Regions from separate parts of the Homo sapiens genome. Here region 1 is linked to region 2. A link is a loop called in an ENCODE intact Hi-C map of the cell type or tissue named here. Cell type or tissue: GM12878. All regions are shown on one strand.

What was found. Hi-C counts contacts between places; a loop is a spot of excess contacts. Peaks named below come from ENCODE experiments on the same cell type or tissue, not always from the same donor. Only the 100,000 strongest peaks of a DNase experiment are listed, where the experiment ranks them.
Region 1: a loop joins it to region 2, with 2.8 times the contacts of the local background. A loop is called at or near these places in 5 of 110 quality-filtered maps.

Annotation. Positions count from the first base shown.
Region 1 is chr1:41,752,162-41,757,161 of GRCh38, forward strand. All of the region lies in intron 1 of HIVEP3 (HIVEP zinc finger 3), which reads right to left. Among named protein-coding and RNA genes, the nearest start is that of HIVEP3, 160 kb to the right of the region's middle. RefSeq lists an enhancer at 210-399. In GM12878, a CTCF peak has its summit at 2,484 (motif pointing right); DNase peaks (open chromatin) are centred at 20 and 516; H3K4me3 peaks cover 1 bases; H3K27ac peaks cover 1,084 bases.
Region 2 is chr1:41,865,782-41,870,781 of GRCh38, forward strand. All of the region lies in intron 1 of HIVEP3 (HIVEP zinc finger 3), which reads right to left. Among named protein-coding and RNA genes, the nearest start is that of HIVEP3, 51 kb to the right of the region's middle. RefSeq lists a silencer at 4,539-4,618. In GM12878, a CTCF peak has its summit at 2,961 (motif pointing left); a DNase peak (open chromatin) is centred at 2,867; H3K27ac peaks cover 918 bases.

The DNA.
Region 1 (5,000 bases), 110 kb before region 2:
ATCAGAATCCAACGATCAGAGGAAGTGAGAATGAATCCGGATGACTGACTTTCAAAACCACAGGGTGACCTCTGTGCTGCACCTCCCTGGTCAGCACACATGGAGTCTGTGGCAGTCACCCACGGAGGCTCCGCAATAGCTCCTCACCCTTCTGGGGAGCCCTCACTGAATGCCTCTGTGCCAAGCAGCTCAGCAGGCTCTGGGTGGACTGAGATGAACCAGGGGCCTAGACCAGGGTCCACCTCCAAAGAGGGGAAAAAGACCAGGGAAGACTGCGGCTCTGACTGTGATGTGGTCAGCACGGCGATGGAGCTCCCATGGGGCACAGGGGCTGGTGCCTAACCCAGCCTAGGGGGCTGAGGGAAAGACCCAGTGGGAGGCAGACAAAATACATCCAACACTCCAGGCCAGCAGTTCTCAAAGTATGGTTCCTGAACCCGGAGCATCAGCGTCATCTGGGAACTTGTTAAAAATGCAAATCCCTGGGCCTGTCCCAGACCGACAGAACCAGCAGTCTGTGTTTGAACAAGCCCAGGCCCTCCAGGTGATTCTGAGGCACTCTCAGTTTGAGAACCCTTGGCTTAGGGCAGGCCTTAGAAGACAGCAAAACCTTGAACTCTGACCTCTCTGGGTTCTATTCAAAGCTTGGCTAGGAAAAGTAACAATTCAGGAAAGTGTTCTAAATAATCTGGCGTCCCTTCTCTCCGCTGGACAATCTCAGTGCTCACTTTACAAAGTGTTAGGCTCAGGGAAAGATCCACATCTGAGTCTGGCTACTAGCCTGGCTGCTGCTCCACTGGCTACATCGCTGGGCACTGCCTTTGGGTTTTATTGAGCGTGTTTACAACCACAGAAAGACTGTCTCTGAGTTGCTGTAAAGCGGTTGTATTCTATCAAGTTACACAAAACTCCTTCTGTAAAAACTCACGTGAGAACAGTGGCAGGTAACTTGGCAAAGACTTTCTAAAAATGACAAGACCCAGCATTGGTGGGAGTGTAGGGAAAAAGACACAGTCACACATTTCTGGTAAGTATGGAAATTGATACTGCCTTTCTGGAGAAATACCTGTCAAAAGTGTTTTTTTAATGTGCATCCCCTTGACCTAGCAATTCAATCTTAGAAATTAATCCTAAGGAAATAATCATGACTGTGTATGAGTAATTCACTCCAAGGATATTCATGTTAGCATTGTTTGTTTTAAAAATTGGAAGCAATGGGCCGGGCACGGTGGCTCACGCCTGTAATCCCAGCACTTTGGACTTTGGGAGGCCGAGGTAGGAGGATCACTTGAGGTCAGGAGTTCAAGACCAGCCTGGCCAACATGGTGAAATCCCGTCTCTACTAAAAATACAAAAATTATCCGGGTGTGGTGGCATGTGCCTGTAATCCCAACTACTTGGAAGGCTGAGGCAGGAGAATCACTTGAACTCGGGAGGCGGAGGTTGCAGTGAGCCGAGATCACGTCATCGCACTCCAGCCTGGGACACAGGAGAGAAACGCCGTCTCAAAAATAAATAAATAAATAAATAAATAAATAAATAAATAAAAATAGAAAACAATGGAAGCGTTTCTAATGAGGGGCTGTTTACTAGGTGGCCGTTCATTTTCATTCATTCAGGTATTTATTGAGCAGGCATCATGTGCCAGGCAGTGTATTAGACATTAGGCATACAGCAGCCGGTGAATGAATGAACAAAATCTCTGTCCTCTGGGAGGGGAGACAACCAGGGAACCAGTAAGCAAGTGCAATATCCGTTGTGGGTCAGCGGGTGGTGGGGGTAAGAGGAGAAGGCAGCAAAGGCAATGCTGGAGGTGAGTGCCGATGGAGACTAGAGGGAAGGTGAGGAAGTGAGTGAGCTCTGTGGACAGCTGAGGAAGACATTCTGGGCAGAGAGAACTGTCTTCCAGACAGAAGGAAACAGCAAAAGAGCAAGAGCACGCGGCATTCTGGGTGGGTCTGAGGAACAGCAAAGACACCATAGCGGCTGCCGCAGGGTGACCCAGCAAGGAGAGTGGGACCTGGCCATCAGGGTCGTGCAGGACCTTGCAGGCCACCCAGGACCTTTGGCTTTCACTCTGGGTGAGAAGGGAGGATTTTGAGCAGAGGAGGACCCCTGATTTGTGTTTTAGAGGCAACCCTCTGGCTTCTGGGTGGTGAAGAGACTCCACTGCCCTTTGAGACAAGAGCACAGGAGACAAGGATCAGATTGCAATGCTGTTGGGAGGCTATCACAACAATAGTCTTTGCATGCTAGAGATAGCAGCAAGTGAGCCAAGGTAATGGCAATGGAGGTGAGAAGTGGTCAACTTTTGAGTACAATTTGAAAATACGTTTGGGCTTTTCTGCAGAGCGATGCCTGCCTGCCGTACGTGTGGCTGCCTGGACAGACGACTTAGTCTCCAGAAGCTGAGATGAGCGACAATAAGCAAGGAAGAGAGGGTGCAATATACCTTCAGAGGGAAAAAGGAGTCAGCAGGGGTCGCCACACAAACCTGCCTGCTCACTCTGTTGGACATTTCTGAAACCTCAAATGTGAATCTTGATATCACCAAGGTACCAAACTCTTCTACTCAGATCTGGGGGCACTGGCTGCCTGCTTAGGTTCAAAGGCAACCAAAGAAATGCAATTTAAAATAAGGATGTGAATAATTTTTCAGTTATCAGATAGGCAAAGATTTTTTAAAATGATAACAGCCGGGGTTGGTGTGGGTGTATGGAAACAAGCGCCCCTACACTGCAGCGGAAGTTTAAATTAGTACCACCTTTCAGGAGCAGTTTGGTAATACGTTATCACAAGCCTTGAAAAAGTACATGCCAAAGGAACCAGAACACTGAAACAATTTTGAAAAAAGAAAAATAAGGTGAGAAGCATCACTTTACCTGATGTTAAGACATGATATAGCTACAGTAATCAAGAATGTGTGGTATTGGCAGGACAGATACATAGGTCACTGGAAACAAATAGCGAACCCAGAAATAGTTCCACATGGCTACAGCCAACCGAGTTTGGACAAAGGCAAAAAAGCAATTCAATGAAGGAAGCATAGTTTTTTTTTAACAAGCGGTGCTAGAAATATTAGCTATCCATAAGGAAAACATGGACCTCAATGCAAACCTTCCACTTTATACAAAATTTCATCCAAAAGAGGTAATAGATTTAAACATAAAATGCAAAACCATAAAACATTCAGAGATAACACAGGAGAAGATTTTCAGGACCTAGAGCCCAGTGAAGAGTCTTTAGGTGTGATATCAAAAGCACAATCCATAAAAGAAAAAAAATCCACAAAATTGAATTTCATCAAAATTAAAAACTGCTTCGCATAAGACCCTGTTAAGAGAATGAAAAGGCAAGCTATGGACTAGGAGAAGATATCTGCAAACAACAAATCTGACAAAGGACTCATATCTAGAACATACAAAGAACTCTCAAAACACAGCAGTCAAAAAAAAAAAAACACCCAAAACAATAAACAATCTAATTAGAAAATGGGCTAAAGACATGAATGAACACTTCACCGAAGAGGATATACAGATGGCAAATAAGCACGTAAAAAGATGTTCAATGTCATTAGCCATTAGGGAAATACAAATTAAAACTACAATAAAATACCCCTACATGGCTATTAAAACAGCTAAAATTAAAAATACTGACAATACCAAATGCTGGAAAGAATGCGGAGAAATTGCATCCCTTGTCCATTGCCGGTGGGAATATAAAATGATATAGCTACACTGAAAAATATTAATAGTTTCTCAGTTTCTTTAAAAAAACTAAACATACAGTTAGCATAAGACCTGACAGTAATACTCCTGGGCATTTATCTCAAACAAATACAAATTGTGTGCACGTAATCTGTACTTGAATGCTCACAGCAGCCTTGTTTGTAAAAGCCAACAACTGGCCTACAATAGGTGATTAGTTAAACAAATTGTACACCCATACCAGGGAATACTACTCAGTGATTAAAAGGAACAGACTGTTGTTATACAGATCTCGGATAAATATTAAGGGCAATATGCTGAGTTTTAAAAGCCGATCTCAAAAGGTCATCTAATGTATGATTATAGAGATAGAGGACAAACCAGTGGTTGCCAACAGTCAGGGATGACTGGGGGATGGGAAAAGTATGACTATAAAGAGGAGCAGTAAGAAGATCTTTCAGGTGATGGAATAGTTCTGTATCTTGATTTTGGTGAATCTACACATGTGATGAAGTAACGTGATAAAATGACATAGACCTGTATGCCTACTACAATACAGTATCAAAACCACGGATTGATTCCTGGTTCTTTTTCCAAATTCCACTTTTACAAACTTATCCTAAGGTAATATTAAAAAGGCACCAAAGAGCCCTAGATCCCTGGATAAACAGGATCATTTCAAAGTTGTTTATAACAGTGGGAACTTAGAACAAACCTCTTCATGCCAATAATTGGTTAAATAGACTAGGATAAATATATCCAATGGAATATTATACAATCATTGAAATGATGATGTAGTTCTACATTCGTTGATATGGAAAGACTTTCTCAATATACTCTTAAAGGGAAAAGATTACTTAAAAGCACCATATGGTTCTTTAAAAAATAAAAAGTTATATGAATATATAGACTGCAAGCTCCCTGAGGGCAAGGATTTTTGTCCGTATCATTTACTCCAGAATCCCTGGATCTCAGTATAGTGCCTGACAGAAAGTAGGCACTCAATAAATATTTGTTGAATAAACAAATAATATACACACACATTTGCAAAGTCTAGAAAGTTATTCTGCAATAAAATATTAGCAATGGTTGGCTGGGGTCAGTGGCTCATGCCTGTAATCCCAGCACTATAGAGGGCAGGATCTCAAAGAGGAGGGCGGATCACTTGAGGCCAGGAGTATGAGGCCAGCCTGGGCAACATAGCAAGACCTTGTCTCTAAAAAATTATTATTATTATTATTATTATTATTATTATTATTATTTTGGAGATGGAATCTCGCTCTGTGGCCCAGG
Region 2 (5,000 bases):
CAAGAAGGAGGACAAAGTGCAACAGCTTTAACTATGAGCTAATACCAAGGTTAACACTATCTGTCCATTACACGTAGCTTTGGGATTTGGCAAAAAGGAAAAAAAACCACATAACACGGAGCTTTGAGCTCATAAATAGGTCCCAAAGACTTGACAAATAAACTAACAAGGCTTTTATGGTAGAAGGGAGCATCGAAATCTGAGGCCTTCTGTGCCTTCTCTCCCCGCTGCTGTGATGGCAGCTGGCAACTGGGCCCTACTGTCCATTAACAAAACAGAGAGACGGATAACTATCCAGCCGAGGCCAGCTTCCTCACACCAGGCAGATCCACAGTGGACTCTCAGGAATCTTCAGCACCCTTTACACCAGCAGTGGTCAAAGTGGGGGGTGCAGCTGCCTTGGGACTGAGAGATGGGGATGGACACATCTGCAGGGAGGGGTCAGGCTCTAGCCCCTTTCCCCAGGCCACCACTCCTCAGAGGCTGGTCCTCCACCCCAGCTTCAGGGACAGGGGATGCATGGTGGAAACCACTGCAGCTGCTGCATTAGCAACCTTCAAGAGCCAAAGATTCTCTTCTCTCTAGCCAGAGAGGGAAGGCAAACAGGTTAGGGTGACCTGCAGCTCAGGGTCGGCCCCAGGCCAGGCCACTGCCTGTACTGACTCCTGGGCCTCTATGCAGTGCACTCCACTTTCTAGGGCAGGCTGCTTGCCAAGGATTCACAGTGGACCTGGCTGCTCCCTGTGGGACTCACTGGATCTGGACCCAGGACCAAGCCTGCTTGCCAGGAGCAGAAGGTCAGGTTGGTTTAAAAAGGTAACCTCTGTCCTTTCCCAGTTCCGTTCCTTTCTCTTCCCCAGCTACCTCCTCCTCTTCTCCAAATCAGCCTTCTCTTGGCTCAGTTTCTGACCTTGGGTATTTTCCCCAAGGAACACATCCGACCATCAGGCACTCAAAGGAGCATGAGCCTAGTCTTTTCCTCAAGCAAATCACCCCGGTACAGTCAGCAGCTGCAGAGCACAGGGAGCTCCTGGCATGCTAAAGGTCATTTACAGATCACTGAAAAATCTGGACAAGATGCTAATGTCCCAGCTCAATGCCCATGTCCTGACTTAAACCTTGACTGTGTCTTAAGGACACTCAACGTCAGGATACCTATGACAGAAAGAGGGACTTCTGAGTATTTCAGGCATAACAGGCAAAACAGACATCTTTAAAGCTTGCAAAATATATGATTCTGTCATTCCTCTGCATCCTCACCACCACCATGATGGAGAGCCAGGGCCAGTCTTTCCAATCATCACTCAAGCTTCCAGTGGCTATTGGGCACTCTCCCTCTTAGAGAGGGGACACTCCAGCAGGAACTCCAGGTAGAGAGCTGTTCTGCAGTGGGCATTTCTAGCTCAGGGCCAGCCTCCGAGACTCTCCAGGAGTGGCATGAAATGAGGTGGATGGGGCTTCCTTGTCCTGGCCATCATGTGCCTACAGCAGGCATTGGCAAGCTTTTTCTATAAAGGGCCAGAAAGGGTTATGGACCATCTTCTTTGATGTTTTTATTTTACAACTCTTTAGAAATGTAAGAATCATCCTTAGTTTGAGGTGCCATATAAAAACAGGCGGCAGGCAAATTTGGCTCACAAGCAGGCTGCAGTTTGCAGACCCCCTCCTAGAGGAAGATGCTGAGGCCTCACCAAGCAGCCCCTCCCCACCTTCCCTCTCTAGCCTGACTCCTCCAGACTCATTCCAGCTGCACGTGGCACCTGTACTAGGCCGCAGGATGGCCTTCTTGCTGCAGGCATTTCAATGAGAAAATATGCTGCATGGATCATGAGTGATTCTGTCTCCCTCGTGCTTAACCTTGGAAGCACAAGGCCCTGCTGGCCTCACCTCAAGGTCTCACCTGCCCATACTCATGCGACCTTGTCCACCATCTCTCCACTACGAGGTGCCATCTGGTAAATGGCCTAACTTGGGTTCTTCCTCCCACGCCTCCTGTGTAGGTTCAGGGCAGGGAGACCAAGGTAAATCCTGTCAGTTCTATCTGAAGGCAGAGCCTGGATCCAATCACTTCCCACCCCTCCAATGCTATCACCTAGAACACAGCCACAGCCTCCCATCTGGACTCCCTGCTTCGATCTCTGCCCTCCCCCCTCCCCTTCCAAAAGCTCCCAGAGGCTTTCCATCTCACTCAAAATAAAAGCCAATGTCTCTGAGCAGTGAAAGCCACCCACCATGGTCATCCAGGTCCTATCACTGACCTGCTGAGCCCCAACTGGCCCGCATGGCCACCTGGCTGGCCTCAGTGCCTCCTCTTTCCCCTAGCTGATACTAACTCCAGCCACACTGGCCTCCTTCCTACCCTGCTTTTCCTCTTAGCCATGAACACCATCAGTAGTTATATAATAGTTTGTGGGGGTTTTTTTTTTTTTGGTCTTGTTTTTCTCACTCAAATATAAGCTCTGTCAAATAGAGTCTGACTTCAGTGTTACACTCCAGGGCCCAGTGTCAGCCTTGGGTAGGTGCTCTACAAATATACAAATATTTGGAGAATGCATGGGGACAGGATGCCCTGCTGATGGGTGAGAGATGGTGGCACTGTCATGACACTGTGTATCAATTTGCACTTGGATACTTTTATGCAAATAAGTCTCTTGCTCTTAAGTCCCCTCCTCCCCCGCCTTAGTAGCCAGATGAACCGATAAGACACTGAAAACAGATACACCCCTGGAGACACTAGTCTCCAATTTTTTGTTTATATTCAACCCTAAAGCAATAACAACAAACTCATATTCCAACTGAACTAGTCAATTATCTCAGGGGAAAACAACAAACGATTGCTTTATGGTTTAGAGCACACCTGTGCGTGGCTCTCCCGCACTCACCACAACCACCCTCCCATGAGCACAGCAAGGAAAGAGAAAGCATGGGCTTGCTCAGCAGAGGTCTGGGTTTCAAATCCTGACACTGCCATCTATAGGTGGTCTGATTCTGGACATGGTACCAAGTACACTAGGCCTTAGCTTTACCATCTGTTAATTGGGGATACTAACACTTATTTCGTAAGACTGTTGTAAGGCTTAAGTGAACAATTAAAACAAAACAGACACCTAAAGCATAATGACTGTGCACATTAATTGCTCAATAAATAGGAATTTCTCCCCTTTTGTAAGTGAGGAAGCAACAGTTCAGAATGTGAAATGATTTGCCTGAGATCAGAAGGCTTGTTCCCAGCAAAGGTGGGGTTCAAAGCAATGGTTTCTGTGGATGTATTTTTTCCCTAGCATCCAGCCTCCTTCCTGTTCATGTCTACACCCTATAGGCTACTTATGTCAGTAGAATAAAACAGGTGATGGCTCTCCCATCGACCTGCTTGTTGAGGATTTTGGGACAGTTCCATTCTAGGCTAATGCTCATTACTAAAGACAATGCTCATTAATAAAGACAACGCTCTTAAGGAGGTCACCCCCTCACACGGAGAAATCTGTGTGTCACAAGCAAGGGATCAAAAAAGCTAAGAGAATTCACCTGCCCTGGATATCAACTGCCCTTAAGAGATGCAAACTAAAGGTGACTGCCTTCCTTTCCCCAAGAGACAAACGGAAACCCCACTCAGTGTGAGAAGAGCACATGCCATGGAGGCCCCAGACCAGTCAGTGCCCAGTGAGGAGATGACAGAGCCTGACGCAGCTACATCTGAGATCAGATGCCAAGGACACAGCAAAGACTGATGAAGCCATACGTGAGACACCAAAGTACGAAACTCACATTCAACTCAAAGGTTTCCATGTTTGATGACTGTTATCTCCCTGCACAGTGTTTTTCTTTAAGGAGCACATGTGTTCTATAATCCTATAAAGTAAATTTTTGAAAAAAACAAAATGAGAAACAAAGGGACACACAGAAACTCTTGCAGGTGACGGATATGTGTATTACCTTGCCTGTGGTGACAGCATCATGGGTGTAAGCATATGTCCCAACTCATTAGACTGTACACATTAAATCTGTACAGTTTTTTAATATCAATTATAACCTCAATAAAGTTGAAAAAATAAAGAAAATTTTTGTAGAACAAAAGCCTTCTCCCATTAGCTTTCATCATGACATTGAAATGTGTTCCTCTTGAAACATATTGGCCCCTGACATTATAAAAATATAAATTATTAAGGAACAAATCTTACAAGTAACACGTTTGGAGGACAAACAATAAAGAGATGGCCTAAACAATGTCTAAACAGATTTGAAACGGAGCAGAATGTGAGTGCGTCTGACTAAAAGAGGAGGCTTTTCTCAAGTGTCAGTCCTGAGACAAGGACCCTGGGACTGCTGACATCCCAAACATAGTGCCCCTATGACTCCAAGAAGGGAAGGTGCTGCAGGGGTGACGGTCCCTCCCCACCCCACCATCCTCATCTGGCTGATCCCTGCTCATGCCTCAGACCTTAGCTGAAATATCACTTCCCCAAAAAAAGCCCCCCAGCACTAGATTGGGTGACTCATTCACTCATTCACTGAGTCATCCATTCAACAAGTGATTACTGACCCCCTAGTATGAGTCACATTCGACTTATCACTCTCTCTTTTCAACGTTGCAATTAAATAATCACACACACAATACTGATTTACTGTCTGTCACCCTCCCTAAACTGTCAGTTCCAAAAGGACAGAGATTGTATCTGATTTGTCATTTCATTCCCAGCGCCTGACACAGTACGTGCAACATGGTAGGCATCCTGTCCATACTGGCCGGGTGAACGTACAAATGAATGAATTAAAGCATTTGAAAGCTCCATTCATATTCTAAAATTCCAAAATGCACCCTGCTGTCTACTTTACACAGGGATAATTGATGTTACAATCAATATGACTTTTAAATTTAACAAACGAAATTGTTTTATTTATTAATCTACTAGTAAGTGAAAACAATAAGATGTAAGACAACAGGAAGAAAGTTACTCTCCCTGAGAGGACAGAACCTGCAGGTGTTATCCTGGGACTGGCAG